2 separate regions of the Mus musculus genome follow, and region 2 is linked to region 1. Evidence: chromatin loops called from intact Hi-C (ENCODE). Cell type or tissue: heart. All regions are shown on one strand. Each heading gives the region's core, and the rest is flanking DNA. Links, peaks and the distances in the headings are about the cores only.

Region 1 (11,743 bases), core at 3,703-6,202:
TGGGCATTCTCTTACTGGTCAAAAAAACGGTTCTGATCAAGCAAACCAGGCCATGATCAATATTTGTAAGAGCGTGGGAAAGGCTGCTGAAATGTGAAGTTCTGAAGATCCCAGGCATTTGACAGCACCCCGGGTTGCTTCAGAGAATTTGTCTGAATGCTTACAGTGGGGATTTAGACCAGCAGTGCCGTTTACCTTTAAAAGTCGTGTTAGTTTCCCTCCTATCTGTGGAAAGATGCCCTTCCTGATTTCAAGAAGACCTGTCCTACTTAACAAAGTAGCACTTCCCAATGCTGACCCACTATGTGCAAAGAAGAGATTAACTGGAGAGAAAACAGTCAAGGACAACAGGAGAGAATCATTAAGATGGGAAAATATAAAGCTCGTATTAGTAACGAGATAGTAAGAGCGTTGAGAAGGCTCTGCTGTTAGAATCTCCATCAATACTACATGGAATATGTCCGGTACAACATAGGAGCTGAAGAGATGAATATCCTATTGATGAATGGGTTGATGGAAGGCCTTTATAGAGTAAACTACTAAGTCCAAGTTAAATCTCTGTTTCTGAACTTGGCAGGGAGATGGAGATAAAGTATTCCAATTCATCTGATGACCTTTGTGCAAAGACTTGGACAAGCACAGATTTTCTTCCAGTATCCTATTCTTTTTAACAATGGGTCTTAAAGAATATCTTTGCTATGATGGGGAAATAAGAGCCGAGTATTGAGAACTTAAGGAAGAAAGCAGATGGAGCAAGTAGGCTACTGGGAACCAGAGTCCTGAGAACCAAGCCAGAAAATGAGGGAAGAAATCTAAATTATCCTAAAGAATCCTCAAAGCTAAGTTATCCTCAAAATGATGGGGAGGGAGGAAGAAGTTTTGAAGACAATAGAAAAGAAACGTTAGATGCTGTGTTACTTTGCTTTCTATTACAGTTAATAAAACCCTGACCAAAACCAACTTTGGGAGAAAATGTTTTATTTCCACTTACAACTCTCAGATTCCCCCCCCCCATCACAGAAGGAAGCTATAGGAAGAATTCATAACTAGAACCTGAAAGCAGGAGACCATGAAGGAATGCTGCTTTCTGGCTTGATTCCCAGGATCTCATTCAGCTAGCTACCCCTCTTATACCTCTAGGAACACTTGCCCAGGGATGGTGCTGTCCACAGTGGGCTGAGTCTTCCCACACTAATCATTAATCAAGAAAATGCCTTGTAGTCTACCCTACATCACAACTTGATGAGGTCAGCTTCTCAATCAAGGGTCCAGCTGCTCAAATGACTCTAGTTTGAGTTGACTTTAAATAAAAAATGAAATAACCAGCACAATCGGACATTAGATGAACATCTCAATGCCTGTCCTGCACTCACCTTCTCGAAGCTAGCTTGTGTGTGTTATCATCTATGCACACATCCTGTCTTCCTCACCTCTCCTTGGTACAGCTACACAATGGCATGGTAAACAAATTCCCCAGGATAGCTACAGGATATTTTGATGAAGAGCATCTTTCAGAAGAAAGACATGCCTTTACAACTACTTAAAATCACATTGGAGTAGACAAAAACCACTATCATTGAATAATTAGAAAACAGACAATAGTCTTGGCTTTCAAAACTCTAAACTGGTTAGTTTCACTGTGTGGTGTTATCAGTCTCAATGAATTTTAAAAAGAAAGACAGCTTGCAAATGTAGTGTGTATGTGGCAGAATAGGTTAGAGATATTTTGATCTTGTGGCTAATAGTGAACTTGCGGAGTTATTGGCAAAACTGACAGGCCATTTTGGATGTATATCAAAGTCAATAGTGTTGTTATGGTGTATTTATTTAATGTACTTTTTATCTAACTTGAGTTGGATTTTCTATGAATTCAGATGTTGGTACTGCCACTATTAGATCCACTCAGCAAATACTATAGCTGAAGATATCTTCAATTTATATTTGTCCAGAGAGTTATTGGATTGGCAATATCAGATATGTTGCCTCTCTAAGCATACTAAGAAAAAGCAAGTTGACCTAACCAATAAGGTCAATAGGGAATGCTTGCTTCCTTCATTCTACAATACATAGTTTTAGTTACTTTGAAATTTTTTCCAGGTTCTTCCAGCTCTGAGCTCAACTTACTTTCTATTCTTTTCTTTACAATAAAAGCTATGTATGCACACACAGGTGTGAAAGCAAACTTGAAAGGCAGAGGGCTCTTATGTTGGAAGCCACTCTAGGCTACATAGTGAAACCTTGTCTCAAAAAAAGAGATCAGTGGCCGGGTAGTGATGGCACATGCCTGTAATCCCAGCACTTGGGATGCAGAGACCAGCAGATTTCTGAGTTTGAAGCTAGCCTGGTCTACAGAGTGAGTTCCAGGACAGCCAGGGCTACAACAGAGAAACCCTGTTTTGGAAAACGAAAGAGAGAGAGACAAACAGACAGACAGACAGACAGAACTGTGTATACATTCTTACTGCTACCCAAGAAATGTTCTAAGTTTTCTGGTAGTTTTAAAATTGCACTGCTGTGTTAAATAACCACACTAATAACAGGATCCTAGAAAAATATATGAAATTTTATTGGCCATAACCTAGTTATTTTATCTCTCTGAGTTTTTCCTCCTTGTTTCTAGATATGTGGGTAATATCTTACAGTCAACTGATATGAATGTTAGTGAAATGACACATGAAGCCGATATGGTGTAGGATACATTTGAAGCTTGGTGGCGGCCATTTGTTCTTGTTGCTGTTGTTGTTACCATGGTTTTCTGAGTTTCTATGTAGACTCTGCCCCCAGCCCCATGTGGCCAAATAGCAATGCCTCTCCCTCCTCCCCAACATCTGCTTCCCTGTTGCCACCTCTGTGACTCTTCATGAACCATCTATAGTTTTGCTGTAGGAAGAGCTTCACAAATCTCAATCTGAGTTGTTCATCTCTTACCTGACCCAAACTCCGTTGGTAATCCTGTTGGAAGCTGACCAAGCCGCACTGGCACCTAGCTGTGCATCTTACTCCAATGGGCTCTGAACCTCGCATGTTCAGAAACTGCCTTTTCTGTTCCTAGGCCAAGACAGGGCACATAGTAGGTTTTTAATAAAGGTTTCTGCAAAGCAATGGCTGACCTGGGGCTGACCTAACCTTCGCCACATTCGCAATCTCACAATTCCCATAGTAGTTTCTGAGAAGATTGCAAAATCAACCCACTCTGTCTTTTCCCAGGGTGGTGGGAGGGACTGCTTATCTAGTTCCTTTGATTTAGGGCCAGACGGAATCACTATTAGCAAGATTGCTCCGCTGTACATAGGAAAGCCTGCGCAGTATTTGTTTTCTTTATTTCCTCTTTCAATCTCCCTTTGTCCTGTTGTTCAGACAGGGACTAAGGCTGTGTTCTTTCACCCACCAACTGCCTTCGAAGCAGATAAAAATTGGAGACACAAAACTGAAAATGGCTTTGCTCTTCTGCGTAATTCAGCTTTTTCTTATGTTACTTGAATTTTCCAATTAAAGGATGTAAAAGTTCTGCCTAGGTTGAAAGGTCTCTACTCTATTAAAATGTTATTTCTCTCATTTACCAAAAAAAATAAAATAAAGTAATCTGACTAATGTTTTAGAAACTTTTAGAAAAAATAATTAAAGCCTTAAAAGGTCCACAGCAGTTTGGGGACTAAAGGACACACAGGTTACCTGACTCTTTCTCGTTTTCTTTCACCACCTATTTTATGATGGGCTTAGATGTTGGCTCTTGAACTTATTACATGAACTTAAAGCTATTTAAATCTTTTTCCCCCTGATGGAATGGGTCCCACTATGATACAGCTTGTCTAAACTCTAGCAGTGGTTTCAAGATCTTGGACAAGTTTTATAATGATCTTAGTTAACTAAACTTTCTTTTTAATTATTTAAAAAAATAATAATTCATTTGAAGGAATTCCTTGCAGCAGGGTTAATTACACAATGCAAAACAGATTTTAAGGGCAGAATAAGATAAAAAAAAATCCCATGCTTGGTACATAAAATGTCCATTGTATAAAGGCACTATTGACTATCTTTATTTCTAAGGTTGGGGCACCTGATGCAGACCACCATAGCCAAGCCAAAAGTCTAGAGATAATTCCTTCTAGATGAAGCTGCAAATTTATAAATGATGTCATAGTGTGGGTGCAAATAGACATTCCATACTGAACAATAGCCTAAACGTTTTAAAGGTTGGCTTGCAAATTGAAGTAGAATTATAGTAGTTATGAGGTCAGGCGTATTTGAGACCATCTCATTCCTAACCTGGATATGTTCAGTACATTGTAAATGCCAATACACAATCATATGTGTTGTGCAAGGGAGACCCATGAAGAGTGACCGTGCTCTCCAAAGAAAGACAGGAGTTTACAACATTATTAAAGTGTTGCAGCAACTAAATGTGCTCTTTGATGACTTCCTTGGTGGTATTTAATTAATAGGCAAAATAATCTTCACTAGCACTGTCTTCTCCCTTTTTTTTTAGCCAAATTATCAATATTTTCTTATCCATCTCATGGTTTCAGGTTAATCCTGTGGCTATAGAGAAATAGTAACATGTTGTATTTTATTTTAACTGGGATAATTTCAAATTACATTTCCCCATAATACACAAAAATTGAAACTTTGATACTATAACAGGAGGAGTCACAAAAATACAGTTAACACATATTAGTAAAGGCTAGCATCCTAAGAGAGGCCTTTGCTTTCCCCATTACATAACCACTGGGCATTTATGTGACTCCTTAATATTTTAAGCACATATATAATTATATTCTGTGTAATAAATTAGTTCTATCAAATATGCTGAAGCCTGTTAAAGGAATAGTTTAATCAGAAATCATCCTTGAATAAACACTGGATAGTCTCCATCTTGTTATCCATTAAGGATAGTATTTGTTTGCCAATACATTTTCTGTACAAGGATTAAAAATGGAAGCTGACAGGTCAAGAAGAAAGAGGTCAAAATGGAAGAAATGGATCTGTGAACTGGGGGTGCAAGCAAATCAAAATTGATTTCAAATAGCAAATATTGATATAAGGGCAAATGTCACATGCCTAGATACTTACTCAAAGTCCAGATTAAAAACAATCATACTCTTTTATTAAAAAGTAAATATCCTTACTCAGAACCTGCATGTTCCTTCATTTGGTCCCTCAGCGATGTAGACATTCTTGGGTTTCTGTCAAGTCCGTGTTTCCACAGTTGCAAGCCATGAGTGTTATTATTAGCTAGGACACAAGAATGTGCCAATCCCGCTTGTGCAATATCAGGGCTCCAGAATATAAAGTGTGCCAATAATATTAACCACTTGATACAAATGGCAGAAAGAATCTTAAATAATAAGGATTATATCCTCTTAGGTTTTATACAAGGTATTCCAACCAATTATTCAGAAGTATAATTGTTAGTTTATATTCATGTGATTTATCATTCACAACTATTGAAATATCTTTAGTGTATAGTCAGTGGAAATCCTAAAACACTGAATAATTATTTGCAGCAAACTAAGAACAGATTATATTCAAATCTTGTGCAATTTATTGTCCATGAGATATTTATTAGTTCTTGGCTGGCTGCTTCCATGATTCTTCCAAAACTTTTTTTAACTAAAATTGTTCTGAATTGAGCTTAGAGCGCAAAGTGAGTTCTCGTTTTATTATCAAAGTTTCCAGAACATAATAATAAAACCAGTGATGCAATTATATAAATATCATCGTTGCCTAGCAATAAAAAAACAACAAACAAATAAGATAAATACCCACTGAGGCACACATCAGACAATTAACACAATGTTCTCTTCTATCAGTATACGCCTGTGAGTTTGGGTTCATCAAAGGTAACCCATACCATACATTTACCCTTTCCATACATTTTTCCAATGTCTGTAGTTTTCTAATATTACTAAGAAATCAAAAAAGCAATTTATAATGAATGATTGCTAAAATCTAATAGTTAAGAAAATATACTGCTAATTCACAGCAAAAGAACTATTTTAAAATAAACATGCGTATTCTAAAAACACTTGAAACACTCATTTCCAACAATCAAATAAATACTTCTTAAGAATTTAGGATCATAAGATCTCTGCTTTTCTTCATTTTGCTCTCCATTTGATGTTCTCAGTTCCTCTCAATGACATCAGCTTTGGTGAATCATGTTATTCAATGTATTAACTATAGAAACCATTTATTGACTTTCTGATATAATAGAGAATAAATTAGTTAACTTAAGACACATGACTACTGTCTTAGTCAGGGTTTCTATTCCTGCACAAACATCATGACCAAGAAGCAAGTTGGGGAGGAAAGGGTTTATTTGGTTTACACTTCCATGCTGCTGTTCATCACCAAAGGAAGTCAGGACTGGAACTCAAGCAGGTCAGGAAGCAAGAGCTGATGCAGAGGCCATGGAGGGATGTTCTTTACTGGCTGCCTCCCCTGGCTTGCTCAGCCTGCTCTCTTATAGAACCCAAGACTACCAGCCCAGAGATGGTCCCACCCACAAGGGGTCTTTCCCCCTTGATCACTAATTGAGAAAATGCCTTACAGTTGGATCTCATGGAGGCATTTCCTCAACTGAAGCTCCTTTCTCTGTGATAACTCCAGCTGTGTCAAGTTGACACAAAATTAGCCAGTACAACTACTACTCTACCTTTTGTAAAAAATCACACTGCCTGCAGATGCTATCCTAATTATGATTACAAACTTTACTTCCAACCCTCTTTCTGTGACCCATTAGGGGTCACATAATTCTTGCTTCCTTGCGGAATATATTTCCCTACTGCATTCATTCCTTCCATACCCAATGCATCAACTATGGATTTACTTTAGTATCACTGGCCTTCATAATATTCATATTCTCTAATTGGTAGAGATTAACCAAAATAACTATAGTGATCAAAATAATTAATCAATTGGTAAAGACTTAAAAATAACCTTTCATTTTCTTACCATTGCTAAAACTGATTGCTCCATATCCATACTTCAAAGATAACGACATTTTCATATAAAAGCAAGGTGTTGAACCTTCTGTGTCCCCCAGTATCAGATGCAGCATGCTGCCCCAAATTCCACTTCCTAAATTCACAACTAAAAGATTTCTCCGAGTTAACCCCATCATTTCAGTCTTAATCTAGTACACGAGTACGGATGCCTTGTACCAGTAATTTGAGTTACACAGCTTTGTGCTCCTGGTGGCTCATGAGCTTCCAGACACCCACCCAGGAACTCGTTGGATCCATGAGTGAAACACACACACACACACACACACACACACACACACACACACACACACACACACACACATTAGCTTATTTTTGAAATGCCTTGGCTAGCTCTAAGGCTGGGCAGTTCTGGGCAGTTCCGCCCGGTCCCTCCGGTACTCCTGACTCAACACCCTCTAAATCCATGATCTATCTTTGCTGGCCTATTCCTTCTGGGTGGCCCCCTAGTCTTTGCTGCCCAAGATGCTTCTGGTCAGCCCTTCTGGGGTTGCATTCCTTCTCATCTACATTTCGGGTGACTTTTGTTCTGTAGCACTAAATCAAATCCTTCTCCCTCTGAAACCTGGTGATTCTTCCTTCCTCTATTCCAGTTCCAAGCCTGGGCAATCTAAAAGTTCCTCCCCTCTCTCTCTGCCCAGCCATTGGCCATTGGCTCGCTACTGATCAGTCAAAAACCAATTGGGGACAAGGACCTATAACATTTGAACACGCAGATTCCCAATTAATTTAAAGCATTAAAACCAATCCCCAACAGTGCCTGACTGGGCATCTAGAATGTTCTCTTATTTCATTTAGCTTGACCTACTGCATACAGAACATACTATATATAGTATTACTAATTTTGCTCAAAGTATTCTCCAAAACTTCAAAGAGAGGTGTAGAAGGCAGTTTCTGAGAATATGCCTATTGAAAATGTATTCTTTTTATACTCACTCTTATTTATAGCTTGGCTGGATATAGAATTTTAGCAAAAAAAAAATGAGTTTTCCTCTCTGGATTTTAGTGTTCTATAATACTGTCTCTTTATGACCAGTATACCAAAGGAGAAACTTAAACTTGCCAGTTTGTGTTCGTTTCAAATTTGCATCTTCCCTCATGAAGCATTATGGAGCATAAACGTATTGCTCTTTCCATCTATAAAATGTTCATACAATTAGCTATTTCTTTTGTGGTGGTTCTGGGAATTTTACCCCTACCCTTGAAAATGCTAGACAAGTGCTCTGCGCAAAGCGGTAGTACTGTCCCGGACACATATTTATCAGAAATGCTTAGGTCCAGAAGTACTTTGAATATTGAAAGCAATTAAATCATATCTTCATTTACATAATGACATAGTTAAAAGATGAAAACACAAAATTTTTTTATATTCCATGCACACCCTGCACATATAGTCTGCAGGTAATTCGACACCCCTCACATTAACTCAAGTGTACAAGTTTCCCTTTGTAGTATTATGTCAATGCTGAAAAAGTTTAAGATTTTATTTCAAGTTTTAGACAGTCAAATTAGAACTAATAAGCTTATACTTTGAACTTGAAATGACCCACTGGGTCTATGTTTGTATCTTACCAAGTATTATATGCCATTACTAATTGCACATTGATTGTGGGATATTTGGGAGGTAATAATGACAATGCATTCACAGGATCATACAAAGAAGCCTTGGAAAGATGGATCAGCGTTTAAGAGTACTTGTTGCTCTTACAAAGGACCAGCACCCACATGACAGCTCTTAACCATTTGTCCCTTCAGTTCCAGAAAAGCCAGTGCCCTTTTCTGACCACTGAAGTTATCAGGCACATACATGAGATAGATACATGCATACAGGCAGGTAAAAACCTCGTACATATAAAATGAAATAAATAAGCTTTAAGAAAAGATTATAAATAGATTTACCAAACTGTGTGAAATAAATGCTGCTTTTATTACTGGGCCTTGGTCTTCTATGACAATACACACATCCTACCAAGATACTGTTCTACCATTTTCTGTCTGTCCTTCTAGTCTCTTATTTTCCCCATTCTGTAATCTCAATGTATTAGTTCACGTATTAGTTTTATTTTTATAAACTGTCTTTTTGTTATTCAAGAGCTCTTTCTCATTTACTGGTGATACAGACCCCCCCAAAGTATAGAAAAATTTTGTGTGTCAAAATGCACAAGATTGAAAATATGTTTTACCATATATAAGGTTTTATATATATATATATATATATATATATATATATATATATATATATATTAAGCCTGTGCTTATCACTCCACCTGCACTGTTAAAATTTCTAATATCACAGCCACTTCTTTCTCCCACTCAATAATAGACAATCTTTAGTACATATCTCCTAGGTCGTTCTGGATCTTATTAAGTTGAATATATTAACTGTCTTAGTCAGGGTTTCTATTCCTGCACAAACATCATGACCAAGAAGCAAGTTGGGGAGGAAAGGGTTTATTGGGCTTACACTTCCATACTGCTGTTCATCACCAAGGAAGTCAGGTCTGGAACTCAAGCAGGTCAGGAAGCAGGAGCTGATGCAGAGGCCATGGAGGGATGTTCCTTACTGGCTGCCTCCCCTGGCTTGCTCAGCCTGCTCTCTTATAGAACCCAAAACTACCAGCCAAGGGATGGCATCACCCACAAGGGGCCCTTACCCCTTGATCACTAATTGAGAAAATGCCCCACAGCTGGATCTCATGGAGGCATTTCCCCAACTGAAACTCCTTTCTCTGTGATAACTTCAGCTGTGTCAAGTTGACACAAAACTAGCCAGTATATTAACCATCGCATGTTTATCTGGGCATATCTGTGATGGATTATCTAGATTAGGCTAATGGATGTAGGAAGACCTGCTGTAACAGTGCTCAAAAGTATCCCATGAGCTTGAGTCCAGAACTAAATGCACAGGAGAATGCTGGGTGTTCACATTCACCAATTCTTTTCTGACTGCCAATGAAATGTGAGTGGCCATGACATCACTGGCATAGGCATCGTGCCCTTGAACTGTGAACCAAAATAAGCCCGTCCTCCTTTAAGTTGCTCCAGTAAGGATACTTCATAACAGCAACAGGAGCAGTAACCAATACAATACATGCTTCACATATATAAGTGTCTTCCTGGACTTAGAATATGATCTGTACATCTTAACTTACAGCTGGTCTTTCTGTTTTCTACCATTTTCTCTGGATTTATTCTCTGTATTATGGAAACATCTTCCTCACTGCCTGTGTTTCAGGGGTAGAAGTTTTTCATGGTTTAAAAGGATCAATTTTCTTTCTTCCTTGAAGCATTTTACTACATTTCTGAGTCTTGGAACTCTTTCCAAATGGCTGCTGGACACACCATTCTTTCTCAGCACTTAAGTATCATCTTACCCCACCTCTTCTAGGAGTCCCTACCTAAGCACTCTGTGCTAAGATCTAATCTTATGTTTTCCTTTTAGATCATGAATCACTATGAGAAAAAATCTTGTTTTGTTTACCTGCTCCCTGGAGCAGAAGAAAACTTCATGATTGAGAAGGTTGTCTGTTAATGACACAGATACATAACATTCTGTGACACACTCAGCATTTATACCCATAGCCCTCTGTCTCAGTACTCTCTCTCTTTCAAAAGACTTATACAGAACATGCATAATTTTGGAACTGTAGATTCTTGTAGAGATTTGGGGATGCCACTTCTTTTATGATCATTGACAAATTAGCCTTTGGGTTTCATTGATTAGCGGAATGAAGAGTGTGATCACCATAGACACTACCTGAAGATATCATTATTCCCCTAAAGTTTAAAAGTAGTAGGCACATTTTAATCACATTTTCCATTGTGGCTATAAACATACAGAATATTACACTTATCTGCCATAGTCTTAACTACTCCTACTTACCATGCACGTCCAGCACAGGAAACTGGCAGATTTCCAAGAAAGTCCCTCCTCTCATGAATCAACTCAAAGAGTAGGATGTTTTTAGTTTATGTTGACAGGGCATCTGTCCCTACTGCCTTCACAAAGTCAACCATATGGAAAGCTTGTGGCAATGCCTTGTGCTTCCTATATTTCTTCTCCAGTTTGACAGCCTCCATTCACAGTAAGCACCCCCTATATGCCACAGCAGCTACTTTCTCAGTGAAGTTTTTTTTTTGTCATCTTTTAATGTTGTATTTAGTGCACAGAACTTCACAGAATGCCTGCAGAATTTTCACACCAAGCCCTCATGGAATGAGGACTACCATCTCTTGAATTAATATCACTTGTCACGGCACAAGCATACTGCTTCAAGAGGCATCATAGAAAGACATGCTGAGGCTCTCCCATCTCACCGCCCATTATTTTGTTAAGTAATATCAGCTTATAAATGCATTTTTATGATAACTGTTTAACCCCAATTCAAGAGTTTCGTGATTCCTAATATATACCAGCAAACATATTTGTTTGATTGACATTCTCTCTGTCTACTTTTCTATGAATTTAAATGGGCAACAATTCGAGTCCTAGAGAACAGTTTCAATACCCAATTCCAACTTAAATCCAAATATTGTTCCGTGCTCACCATTGTGTGACACATACTGGCATTCATCCTCACTCATTAGAAATGAAGTTTTGTAAATACTGGCATCTGGGCTTCATGCTTTTGTACTCGCACCATCTGTTGGCTGTTATTCCCTTGCAGAATATAAGAATGACATAGTATTCTAGGAAGGCAAGCTTGGCACACATAGCCACAAGCATAGAATAAAATGAA
Region 2 (11,743 bases), core at 4,070-6,569, 63 kb after region 1:
TGCCCAGCTGGTCCCAGACCATTTCCTGCCCTGTGGCTTTGGAGCCTGTAGTGAGACAATACATTAGACAGAGCACAGTGTGGTGGTCTTGGGACTTAGAAAAGAAAAAGAAATAGGAAGTTCCTAGTACTCTTTTCAAGGACACACAGTTTCAGTGACCCAACTTCCACCCACTAGACCATTGTATAAAGGTTCTCTTAGCTTCCAATAGTATTACACGTTGAAGACAGAGCCCATAAGCAACACTTAGCCAAAGCACAAGACTATATACCAAAACACCTTTGGTGCTTATATTTGCACAAACAGTATTGGAATGGTATATAAAAAACAATTTAAGCATTACTGTTTAGGCCTTACACACTAGTGTTTCACATCAAAATTTTTATGGATTTAATGTGCAGAAATACTTCAGCCCTCCCTAATAAACTTTTACCCTTAAGTTCCCTGAATTCACTCCATCTCATGATCATATCTTGGTATGACTGGCTGTCCTAGATTCAAATCAGTGGCAGATATTTGCCTAGAAAGAGCAAAGATCTTGGAGGCAGCTGGTCCAGAATGGGATTGCACAGTAGCCATGGGGATAAGATCTGGCATACCAAACTTTTCCGTATCCCTTTGACTATTGGATCATGTAAACACAGTACATATTTAAAACTACAAAATTTATAGACAAAAATAAGCAATAAAGAACATGCTAGCTTTAAAAAAAGGCGTCAGGTAAGAAACTTGACCCATATTTGTACCTGTAAATTATACTGGCACAGAGAAAAGGAGAACGTGAGGGACAGCAAGTCCTGGAGAGAAGCTTGAATATAGCAGTCAGGAGAATAGAAAGATTATTCTAGGACAGATATAATAGAACTACTTCATAATGTCAATTGCTTTTAACTATTTTTGTAATGGAGGAGAATTGACTCAAGTTTTCTGTTTTAAGTTAACAGAATTACTTAAAATATTTGTGTGTTAGAAAAATAACCAAAAAAAAAATTGGGAATAGTATGAAGAGAAAAACAAGGGAGAAGATATGTAAATATCCTACGAAGAGCAGTGACAGTCAAAAGTACTGAAGAGAATCCATCTGAGACTGTTGAAGAAAAGCAGCTGCCTATTGAGATGAGGTTTTCCGGACTGATTGGCTAATAGAGTTTGACCTTTATTACGGGGAATTCTAAGTGGAGCAATGTTCAGAGTTTTGATTGTATAAAATGTGAATTTGCTGAGAGGCTGAAGATAAAGTATGATGTAATTTGGACCTCAACTGAAAAGTTATTATGTAGGTGGCAATGACTTTTTCCATTTTATTTAGGAATGACTAAGAAGATATTTTCCAGGAAAAAAGATCATTAATGCATAAATGAAGGCTTAGCTCAAAGACTAAAATCTTAACCATGATGGCTACAGAATCTCTTGAGCCGGGAATCCATCCCATAATCAGCCTCCAAACACTGACACCATTGCACACACTAGCAAGATTTTGCTGAAAGGACCCTGATATAACTGTTTCTTGCGAGGCTATGCCGGGGCCTAGCAAACACAGAAGTGGATGCTCACAGTCAGCTATTGGATGGATCACAGGGCCACCAATGGAGGAGCTAGAGAAAGTACCCAAGGAGCAAAGGGGGTCTGCAACCCTATAGGTGGAACAACAATATGAACTAACCAGTACCCCCCGGAGCTCATGTCTCTAGCTGCATATGTATCAGAAGATGACCAAGTTGGCCATCAGTGGAAAGAGAGGCCCATTGGTCTTGCAAACTTTATATGCCTCAGTACAGGGGAATGCCAGTGCCAAGAAGTGGGATTGGGGGTGAGGGAAGTGGGGGGTTTGGGGGACTTTTGGGGTAGCATTGGAAATGTAAATGAAGAAAATACCTAATTAAAAAAATAATGAAAAAAAAGAGCCATCGTTTGCAAATACAATTAACTTTCACTCAAATAATCTGATGTGTGGAAAACAGTCTCTGGGTAATGCCATCAATGCTAGCATTTTTATAGAAAAATAAATCATAAATATGAGCTATCAAGGAACATGTGATTTCCCCCCATTAATGGCAAACTGCTCTTCAAAAAATGATAGTTTGTTTGACCGAAAACTAGGACATAGAGAAGATTCATAAAATCATTATGACCAAAATGGATTGTTTATAACAATCCCGCATTGTTATATACAATATAGATACATATGTGTACGTTATATACAATACACACACGCACACACACACTGCTATATTGAAGCCCTCAGCTTCATCTTGTTTTCTTGCCAGCAATTAAACTCTTTATGTAGTATATATTCATATTCTTTATTTCGCTGTTTTATTCTTGCATGATTATCACACACACACACAAACATACTTTATTAATGGTCAGCATTTCTCAGAAGCTGCAATCAGTCTGCTTCTTTTCTCTCTCCTAGCTTCTAGAAGTTTGTCCCATCTCCGGCTTCAATGTCTAACTACATGCCAATGATTTCCCCACTAGTCTAGCCTCTAAACCTTTCCTGTTGACTCTACATATAAATAACCTGCTTCTTTATACTCTCAATGTATATGTCTCAAATACACCACACACTACTTAGATATAAAGAATTATATTCAATCACACCTTCAAATTCGCCATGTTGTAGTCTTCCTAGCTGTATTGTGTTTTATTATACAGAAATATAATAAGAACATCCATCAAAACCAGTTAGGGTAAGGAAAGGATTTGCTAAGCTTACAGAGTACCACCCATCATTTAGGGGTGACATGGTAGTAACTCCCAGCAACAACTTGAAAGCGGGAACTGAAGCAAAGACCATGGAGGAGTATTGCTTACTGACTTGTTTTTCCAATGGATTTCTTAGCTTGCTTCCTAACAACCCAGTACCTTGCCCCAGGGTGGCACCAGCCACAGTAGCCCAGGCCTTGATATAATCAAGAAGTATCCCACAGATATGGACATAGGCTAGTATGATAGAGGCAAGTGCTCAAGTGAGACTCCCTCTTCCTAAGTGGCTCTAGTTTGTGTCAGCTTAGATAGAAACCAGCACAATGACCCCTTGTCAGATTCTTGATTCTGACATAAACATTCCTGATAGGGTCTTTGTTTCCCTCTAAACCTTTAGAAGCCAGCTCTCCATCATCTGCCCCTCCCCAACATTCCTATGCTACAGGCTCTCCTACCTGGTCATTAAGCTCTGAGACTGCAAAGACCTTGCCTAGCACAAAGTTCTCAAGTCTTCCCACAAAAGCCACCCCCACACACCCAAGCCAAAACATGGTCACATCTGTCACAGCAATGCCCTACTCTCTGGTATCGATTTCTGGTACCAATTGGTTGGGTTTCTGTTACTGGGGTGGGGTGGAGTGTGTATGTGTGTTGAATAAGCAAAACTAGCTTAGAGAAGAAACAGTTTTATTTAGTTAATAGGTTATTGTAGGTCATAGAGGGATGCAGAGACAGGAAGTGAAGGCAGAAACTTTTGGGCAAGGACTAAACAGAACGCATGGGGAAATGTGACTTACTGGCTTGCTTTCCATATCTTGCTGAGCTTGCCATGTTACACAGCCTGAGACTACCTGACTAAGGATGGCAGTGGCACAAACCCTCCCGCCTCAATCATTAAGGAAGTAAATGCTCCCTCAGAAATGCCTGGAGACCGGTGGAGAAAGGCAATTTCTCAGTTGAGGTTTCCTCTCCACAAGTGACTCTAGTTTTTGTCAAGTTGACAGAAACTAAATAGAATTCTGTCTTAAGGAAATTACTATTCAGTCGAGTACACAGGTACACAAGTCAAAATCCTAGTGCCTTTTCAAAGTTAGTCTCCACAGCCTCTTTATCACCAAAACCAGCCCTCATCGCTGCTTCCTAACTATCTTATATCTGTTTACTTCTTTCTCTCTGTACTGTCCACCACCACTCCAAACTACCATCATTCATATGTGTGTGTGTGTATAGAGAGAATACCACACACACACACATATACATACATATATATATATATATATATATATATATATATATATATATATATATTCCCCTAGATTACAAAAGTTTTGCAATTTCTCCAATTGTCTTCCATAATGTGAAAAATCTATTGGATTTAATGATTTAGACTTCAGTGAAGGAAGCAGAAGTAAATCTTACATTAGTTTCTAAATTTCCTCTATATGAGATGGTAATTACTCAAATCCACACCAGGTACATGTATGCACAACACATGTTATCACTAATCACCAATAGTCACCATCCCCTGGTTGGGCATAGTACATATCATCATTAGTAGTCAGCACCTCCTATCTGGTTGGACGTGTGAGTTGAGAATCATTAAAAAGACTTGTACAGTCTTCCTACACCTGCTTTGAATATGCCCGCCCAAAGCCGGAGCTTCCCTTCAGCATTTTCTCAGTCAGTCGCTTCCAGATGATCCTAGGATCATCTGAAAGCCTGGGGAAGCCCTGATGTGCTTCTCCAACACGGGTGAGAAAGTCTGTGGTATGAAGGTGTTCATCTATTTTCTCTTGGAGTAGTAGTGACTGCAGTAAAGTTTTCCTTCGTCTCAGGAAGTCAGACTGAGCCAGCTCTGCTCTTTTGCTATTACAGCTGGGACACTGCGAAGAAATGTGTTGCGTAATCGCCCCTATGTACGCCAGAGTCGCTCTCGTGTTTTCCAAATAGATTCTGTTCCACAGTTCATCAGGGATCGTACAATTGAAAGCATCTACCTCTGAGGTCTCTGCAATCCATCTGAGCTGCAGCCTTTTGGGTCTGTTGCTTTTCTTAGCTCTTAAATCCTGTCTCTGGTGAATCAAGTTTACTTTTTTAGTACAAAAAGACTGCAGGGCATCCAGTTCTTCTGCGGATTCCTTAGGGATTTCTGGTGGGAGTCTACGGTCGGGTTGAGATCTTTCAGAATGAATTTCTTTGCTCTTGAGATGGTTGATCCACATTTCACTCAGCTTATTTTCATCCTTCTGTAAGAGTGAAAGTTCTGACTGCTCGTCTTGCTCTTCCGAACTTGTAGTCGGCGTTTTGGTCTCGACTGGGCTCTCAGAGGTGTGTGAATAGGATTGTAATTCTCCAGAGAAGCTGATGGAACCAGAACTCAGTACCTCATCTGCACAGGACCCGGGGAACTCTTCTGAAACTTGAGTAGCACAGACGTCCGTCTGGGCCGGGCCTCCGTGCTCTTCTTTTGAGTCCTCCGGCTTCTGAGCAGGTGGCCACCCCATTGTCTCGGACTCAGTTCCTCATCTGCTTTGCTCTGGTCAAAAATGGGTCTGGAACCAGTAAAGAGGAGCCGACAGGGCACAATCTTTGGTGTAGTTGAGTGCCGCGAGCTTCTTCTTCCGGGTATGCCTTTCCTGGTTGACATGGCAACGCGGGCCGGTCATGCGCAGTGAGTGGTCTCCGGTATCCCGCCCCTTTCCTGTCTCTTGCAGGAGCCCGTTCAACAGCTTTTAATTCAGCCCTCAGGCTGCTGTGTGTAATTCAAGGGAAAAGGTCGCAAACCTTTCAGGTCAGACCAGGTGTTGAGCATACGTAAGTCCCATGGAGACAGACAGATGGCACTTGACAAAAGAGATAACGCGTCTTGCCGCAAAATTTCCACAAAAAGTGCTATCTGAAGTCCCCAGTAATACATACCTGTTTTAGAGCCAAGGGAGAAGCTGTTTGTAGATTTGCCTTAGAATAAAAATGGAAATACTCACAATATTCTCTAAGGTCTCTCCACAGTCTCTCAAGGCTCCTGAAAACCCTCGCAGATTCCTCAAAACCACAGTGTTAGGTGCTGTCCCTTCCAACTGCCAGATCCATACCTTCATCTCTAGATGTTGTGCTGTATGGCTATTACCACCTACAAGATGCTTTACACGGAGGGTTCGGGTGCATTTCCTGCATTCTGTATATCTGAGTCTCTGAGGATAAAGCCTAAAGATGCAGCCTGCTCAAGAAATCTGTTAGTGTGCTTAATACCACTTACAAAGGGACAGTGGGTTTTGTGACATGAGTAATTCCACTTTAAGAAAGTCTAAGTATCCTCCTATTTAATTTCAAACTCAAGCCCTTACCCAATGATACATCCCTCTAATACGGGGCTTTTAAAAGACATTGCCTCAGACCCAAATGCCATATAAAGGCACATGTTGAAAATCCTGATGATGACCCTAAAGCGCGCGCGCGCGCGCGCGCACACACACACACACACACACACACACTGGACTCTCAAATGCACTTTGTCTTCCTTCCCTGCATCCCTTCCGACACTGCCGACTCATCCTTGTGTGTCCTCACCCACTCCCTTACTTTGCCAAGGTCAATGGTCTGAAATATTCAAAGATAATCTGAGAAATTTGGTCAGCCTTCCTTTAAAGATAAGAACTTTCCAACTTCCTCATTTCGGCCAAATTAAAGAAAGCAGAAAGACAATTGTGGATCTAAGGGATTTCCAGCAGGATTCGTGTTTTTATTCTAAATTGTTTCAAAATCCTCCCTCATGCTCCCATTCATATTTCCATATAATTCATTTTTCTCCCCACCCCCAACAAGGAATGTGTCTTTAAAGTACATCCTCTAATAACGTCCATGTGCTAATACCCAGGCTCATCCAACTTCTATCTTTTAGCACTGTAAGTTTATCTGTTTTTTAAAAATAGCTTCATCTGTGACCAAAAAATATGAATAGGAAATTAATCAATTTTCTTTTCATAAAAGTAGCGAGATACTGTGGACAGTTTAACATTCTAGTAACTGCTGTTTAAGAAGAAAAATAGCTGCAGCATACTATCATGTTCAGATAATATTCATGAGGATAGAAGTCAAAGTTTGGACTTGAAAATAGAAGCTGTGATTTATGTGAATCACTGTCGACATTTCAAGTGTACTGCAGGGTGGAATTTCATGGTGTCTTTGTTTAAAACCCAAGTCCCTATTTGTTTCTTGTCTGTAAACTAAAGGTCAAATGCATCTACTGACTCCCATACCTGAGAGTCATTAGTGCTTAGTGTGCAGAGGTGAAGACATTGTGGAGCACTGGCAAAAGACATGCGGTGCTTCTTAGAGGATGGGAAGAAAAGTGTGAGCAAGAAGAACGCCGCAGATCACTTTTTTATTAATTGAATGTTTCAAGAGAGTGGCATGGTCAGAAAGCATGGAGGGGAAGAGGAGGAGGGAGTCCCATCTTCCCATTGGATCCCAAATTCTTTTCATACAAAAGTGAGAGACACAGATTACTTCCACTGGCTCGTCTAAATGTATGTTCAACCGGGATTCACAGGAGAAAAACACGGGAAGTCACATTCAACAGTTCTTGTTTTTAATTAGGATTAAAAAAAACAAACAAACCATGGAATTGACAGAAAATATGTATATACTTCCCAGAGAGTATAATGATAGCATTTCAGTGTCTCAACAATTGTATTACAAATTATTTATACTTAAGCTAACATATATCTACAAATTTCAGAATCCTTTCTTCTAGTTTATGCAAACAACTCTTAGTATTACATTTTCACTTCTTTGTGTTAATGTCATCTCCTTACAAGTTCTTATCTGAGTGGCTACAGAAAGTCATTAAATTGATAATATGTGGTATTCCAGACAGTCCTATATTTGTCAGTCTTCCTCAGGCAAATATTCAGTAAATGTTAAATTTCACCCTCTGTCTCTCCCCTTTCCCTCTTTCTCCTTCTTAAATAGGAAATATACAGTAAAGCCATGTTTCCCAGGCATTACACACATGGTATCTGTCACCCACATTTGCATACTGTCCATATCCACTAGCTTCACTAGAGATAATTTCAAATATTATAATTTATCGTCTAGTTTGGTATTGGAAAGATAAACCAGTATACATTGCTACATACTTTTTAGACTGTTTCCCTTTTAAAAATATATTGTGTGTGTTACCCTGAATCAACGTTCAGGTATCCTCCCTGGTTTCTCTCAGTAACTGCACGGTATCCTGTTATAAGAATGTACTATGTTTGAATGGGCAGTTTCTACTTATTCTTTGTGTCTCGGGAGACATGTATTGAAGATAATTCCCACTAGTGAGATTACTGTAGCACAGAGTAAAGATGCATGTGGGTTTCCAGCTGCCCTGGGTAAGGAGTATACCTTTGACATTTCAGCCAGAAACTATATAAAACTGCCTGTTCGGAGAGCGTGATTTATGGGCCATTTATTCATATTTGTGGGTCTTTGCTGATATATCTGAAATTATATCTTTTGTAATGTAAAATTGAACCTCTTTTGTTATTAGCGAAGTGGAACAGATTTTTATATAAATAAGGATCATTTAGATTTATTTTCAGTGTGCACTGCCTATTCATTTCTTTTATCTATTTTATTATAACACCTTCATCGTTACTTTCAATTATTTCAAAGCACTCAAACAACACTTTCTGTGTTGAAAATACTGTTCATTTTTCTGTGACATGAGTCCTAAGTGTTCTGTCAGTTTGCCTTACTCACGTATGTTGTTTGTGCCTTTAAAGGGATTCATTTTGTATGAAAAATTTTCAGTCCTTTCCCAACCGTTCTTAGATTGTAGTAGATTTTGATTGTATTGAAAGTGTCTTGTTTAACTGGCTTCCCTTTTGCTGGTGCACAGTCCTCCGAATTTTAACAGTGAGACACATGGAAGCACCCTTCAAACCCGGGTACAAACCATCTTGTTCCATCTCCTTTGTTTTCTCAGCTGGCCATGCTATCTGTAACAGTTTTTTTCCTATTGATTTTTTTCCTGTGAATTTTCAGATATACAATCACATTATGTGCAAATGACCACTTCTTTTTAGGCCCCTCAAGGCAGATTTGGTTGTGTTTGGGTGTTGGCTGTTGAATCCGAGTTCTCCAGCCTTTGAACAACAAGCTGTGCACCAGCTACTCGTCCCGCTCCCTTCATTTCTAATTCTGTTGTCTTCCTAATTGCATCTGTAATTACCTGAAAGGATAAGCCAATTATCTTTGAACTTAAAAGAGTCCTCATTTTCTAAATTAGATATTTGTCTTTGTCCAGATTGGTAGAGTACACAGACAACTTCTCATTGTTTAGAAATGGTTGGACATTAGATATATAAGTCAAGATGATAGGCATCAAACAAAGTTAGCCTCTGAAATACAATTGCAAAATTTTCGTATGTATAAGCGGATGGATAATTAGACTTTTAGAGAAATGTGTAGATTAATGAAAGCTCTCCAACCAAAAGTGTCAGATGTTCCATCTGTGTTCTTTTAATATTTTCAGAGCATTATTCACTTTATCAGGCTGACATTTTTAAAAACTATGATTAAGGCCAGGAATTTGGCTCAGTCGTGAAACGCTTGCCCCACATGTATAAATCCCCAAGTTTATTGGCCAGCGATGCAGAGCATATAAGTAAAAAATTCTGAATGAAATTCTGAGGATATAGCGGGTTCTATTTTTTTGCATAATTCCTAAATATGTGATACCCATTTTTAAAGTAAATATTTAGAAACAAATTTACCTTGACGTTGCTATTACAGATTAAACTAGCAACAGAAATTATGAGCCCAGGCATTCCGAATTTCCTAGTCTTATTTTTTAAGAGATAACAGCAAATCATAACATAATGAAATATAATAAGATCAATCAAAAAATATCCTCTGTCTATTGCGCAGGGCTAACCAATGTCTTAACTAACAATTGTTTAATTCATTACGAGAAGCTGAGAGTCATTTCAATTCTCTTTTTAAACAAAACTGGCATTGAGATCAAGGTATTTGTAGGACTGTTTCCTTCTAACTGTTTTACAGAAAGGATCTGTTCCGAGCCCCTCTCTTTGATTTGTAGATGGCCATTGTTTTATGACCACATGATAGTTTTTCCTCTATGCATGGCTCCATGTCCAAATTCCTCTTTTTACAAGGATGTTAGCTGTATGAGATTAAGGCACAACCTAATGACCTCATTTTAACTTAATTATCTCTGTAAAGACCCTGTCTCCAAATAAGGTCACACTCTGCATTCTGAATTGCCGGAGATCAAGACTGCGATGTAAGAATTTAGGTCATATGGGAGTCAGATTAAAAGCAAATTAATCAGTGCACTTTTAGGGTAGATGTTTTGTATAAAAAACGCTAGCAACCTTTTTCTTGGAGGAGAGGGGAAAGAATATTTAAATGTAGGGACCTGGCTTTGAAATATCTTTGGGTTGACTCATTGTAGAGCACTTACCAAATGCTCTAGGTTCAATCCTCAAAACAGACAATAAATAATAAATAAGGAGAGTTGTGAGGTGGCCTCTTTCTGGGAAGATTCTATCAGAAACTTGACTGGCTGGCCCCCCAGAGTGATCACTAGACTTTCATGACTCAAGTAAGAAATTGTTTTAAGAAAACATTGTTCTCATTGAGAAAATGTAGAAGTACATTTTGATTGATATATTTCAGGAAGTTTAATTATTTTAGGCATCGAGGCAATAATTTACCTTTGTTCTACCTGATTATCAGATAAAACTGCAAGAGTGTAAAATTCAAAATTGCTGTTTGAAAGCAGCATCTCCATGACTTAACTAAGGGCAGCAATGTAGACAATTCATAACAGACATTGCTAAGTACAAGTTTGAATGGCAGGATCACATTTTCCATGCTGTTTAATAGTTCTAGCATGGCGCTGTAAGATGAAGCTGTTCTGCAGCTCCCAAATCTCTGCTTTACTTAGCTCTGCTTCCTTGTGGCTAAAGCCCAGAATGATCTCCAGCATCCCCGTGAGATCAGAAAAGCAGTCAGACCCTGAGAGTGCACAACACTATTGAAGACTGGCTTTCAGATCAAATCTAGGAAATACTATAAAAGAAATCTAAATAGAATAGATTTCCCTTCAAAGCACAGAGGACCTATAAAATGAATTCAGCTGCGGTGTTTGAATCTGAATATGAGTTATATATATATTTTATATTTGGGAGAACTACAGGAATCTGTGGCTCTTGATGATGGGCCTGGAGTTCACAGTGGTTTTCCTGAAAACTATTCTGCAGAATTACTTCACTACTCAATATCTTGCAAAAGCATTTTACTGTAATTTTCTACTCACAAAGCAAGCCTTCACAGCAAAATGAATATTCATATGATTGCCTAGGGTTGAGTAACATTGAAATTGCAAATTATTCATTCAAGGCCACTCTCTCCATAAAATCATTTTATTGAAGTGTTCATAGTAATCATAAAAACAGAACCACACTCCGAAAGGACATATAATGTAACATACTGAGCTCACAGGCCAAAGTTATTTTATCTCCTTATTTTAGATAGGAATTTTCCAAAAACAAACTATATCACTGAAGAATGTGAGGCTGTTTCTCTAGAGCCTGCTTTGCTTAACGTGAAGGCTGTCAACCCAACAGGCTGAAACAGAGCAAGATTATGAGAGGCAAGTGAATAGCTTATTCTTCATGGCCGGGCCCTTGCTGCATGCCGCCATGTGGTCCGAGGCTGAGAGGTGTGCCCTGTGATAGCTAATGAAGCGCTTCCTTTATATCACACTAACCAGAGCTCTGATTTCAAGCTTGTATGTTATGCTACTGAGATCTCACAATAGTAGCCTTTGTTCTCCCAGGCAGAGGCTGTTTCTTGTCCATCCCCTGCCTACATCTCATGCACCAAACGTGCTAGACCCTTGATTCACTATGAAGGGCAGACCTGAGTCATAAAACACACCCGTGGTACTTCCTGAGATTGCTTTTGCTTTTGTCTCTTTCTTTCCTAGGACAGCATCCTCCCAGATACCCAAAACTGG

Evidence for each region. A loop is a pair of places that touch in the nucleus more often than their neighbours do. Peaks named below come from ENCODE experiments on the same cell type or tissue, not always from the same donor. Only the 100,000 strongest peaks of a DNase experiment are listed, where the experiment ranks them.
Region 2: a loop joins it to region 1, with 2.0 times the contacts of the local background. A loop is called at or near these places in 3 of 42 quality-filtered maps.

Annotation. Positions count from the first base shown.
Region 1 is chr8:37,050,074-37,061,816 of GRCm38, reverse strand. No RefSeq gene overlaps it. Among named protein-coding and RNA genes, the nearest start is that of G630064G18Rik, 32 kb to the right of the region's middle. In heart, for the core only: no CTCF peak of the experiment used is centred there; a DNase peak (open chromatin) is centred at 5,216.
Region 2 is chr8:36,987,170-36,998,912 of GRCm38, reverse strand. It overlaps AI429214 (expressed sequence AI429214), which reads right to left and starts at 5,338. Exons shown (of 1, transcript NM_001039220.3): 1 at 3,380-5,338. The coding sequence starts at 5,213. The coding sequence ends at 4,332. It overlaps G630064G18Rik (RIKEN cDNA G630064G18 gene), which reads left to right. Exons shown (of 3, transcript NR_126063.1): 3 at 11,714-11,743. In heart, for the core only: no CTCF peak of the experiment used is centred there; DNase peaks (open chromatin) are centred at 4,612 and 5,372; H3K4me3 peaks cover 1,662 bases; H3K27ac peaks cover 836 bases.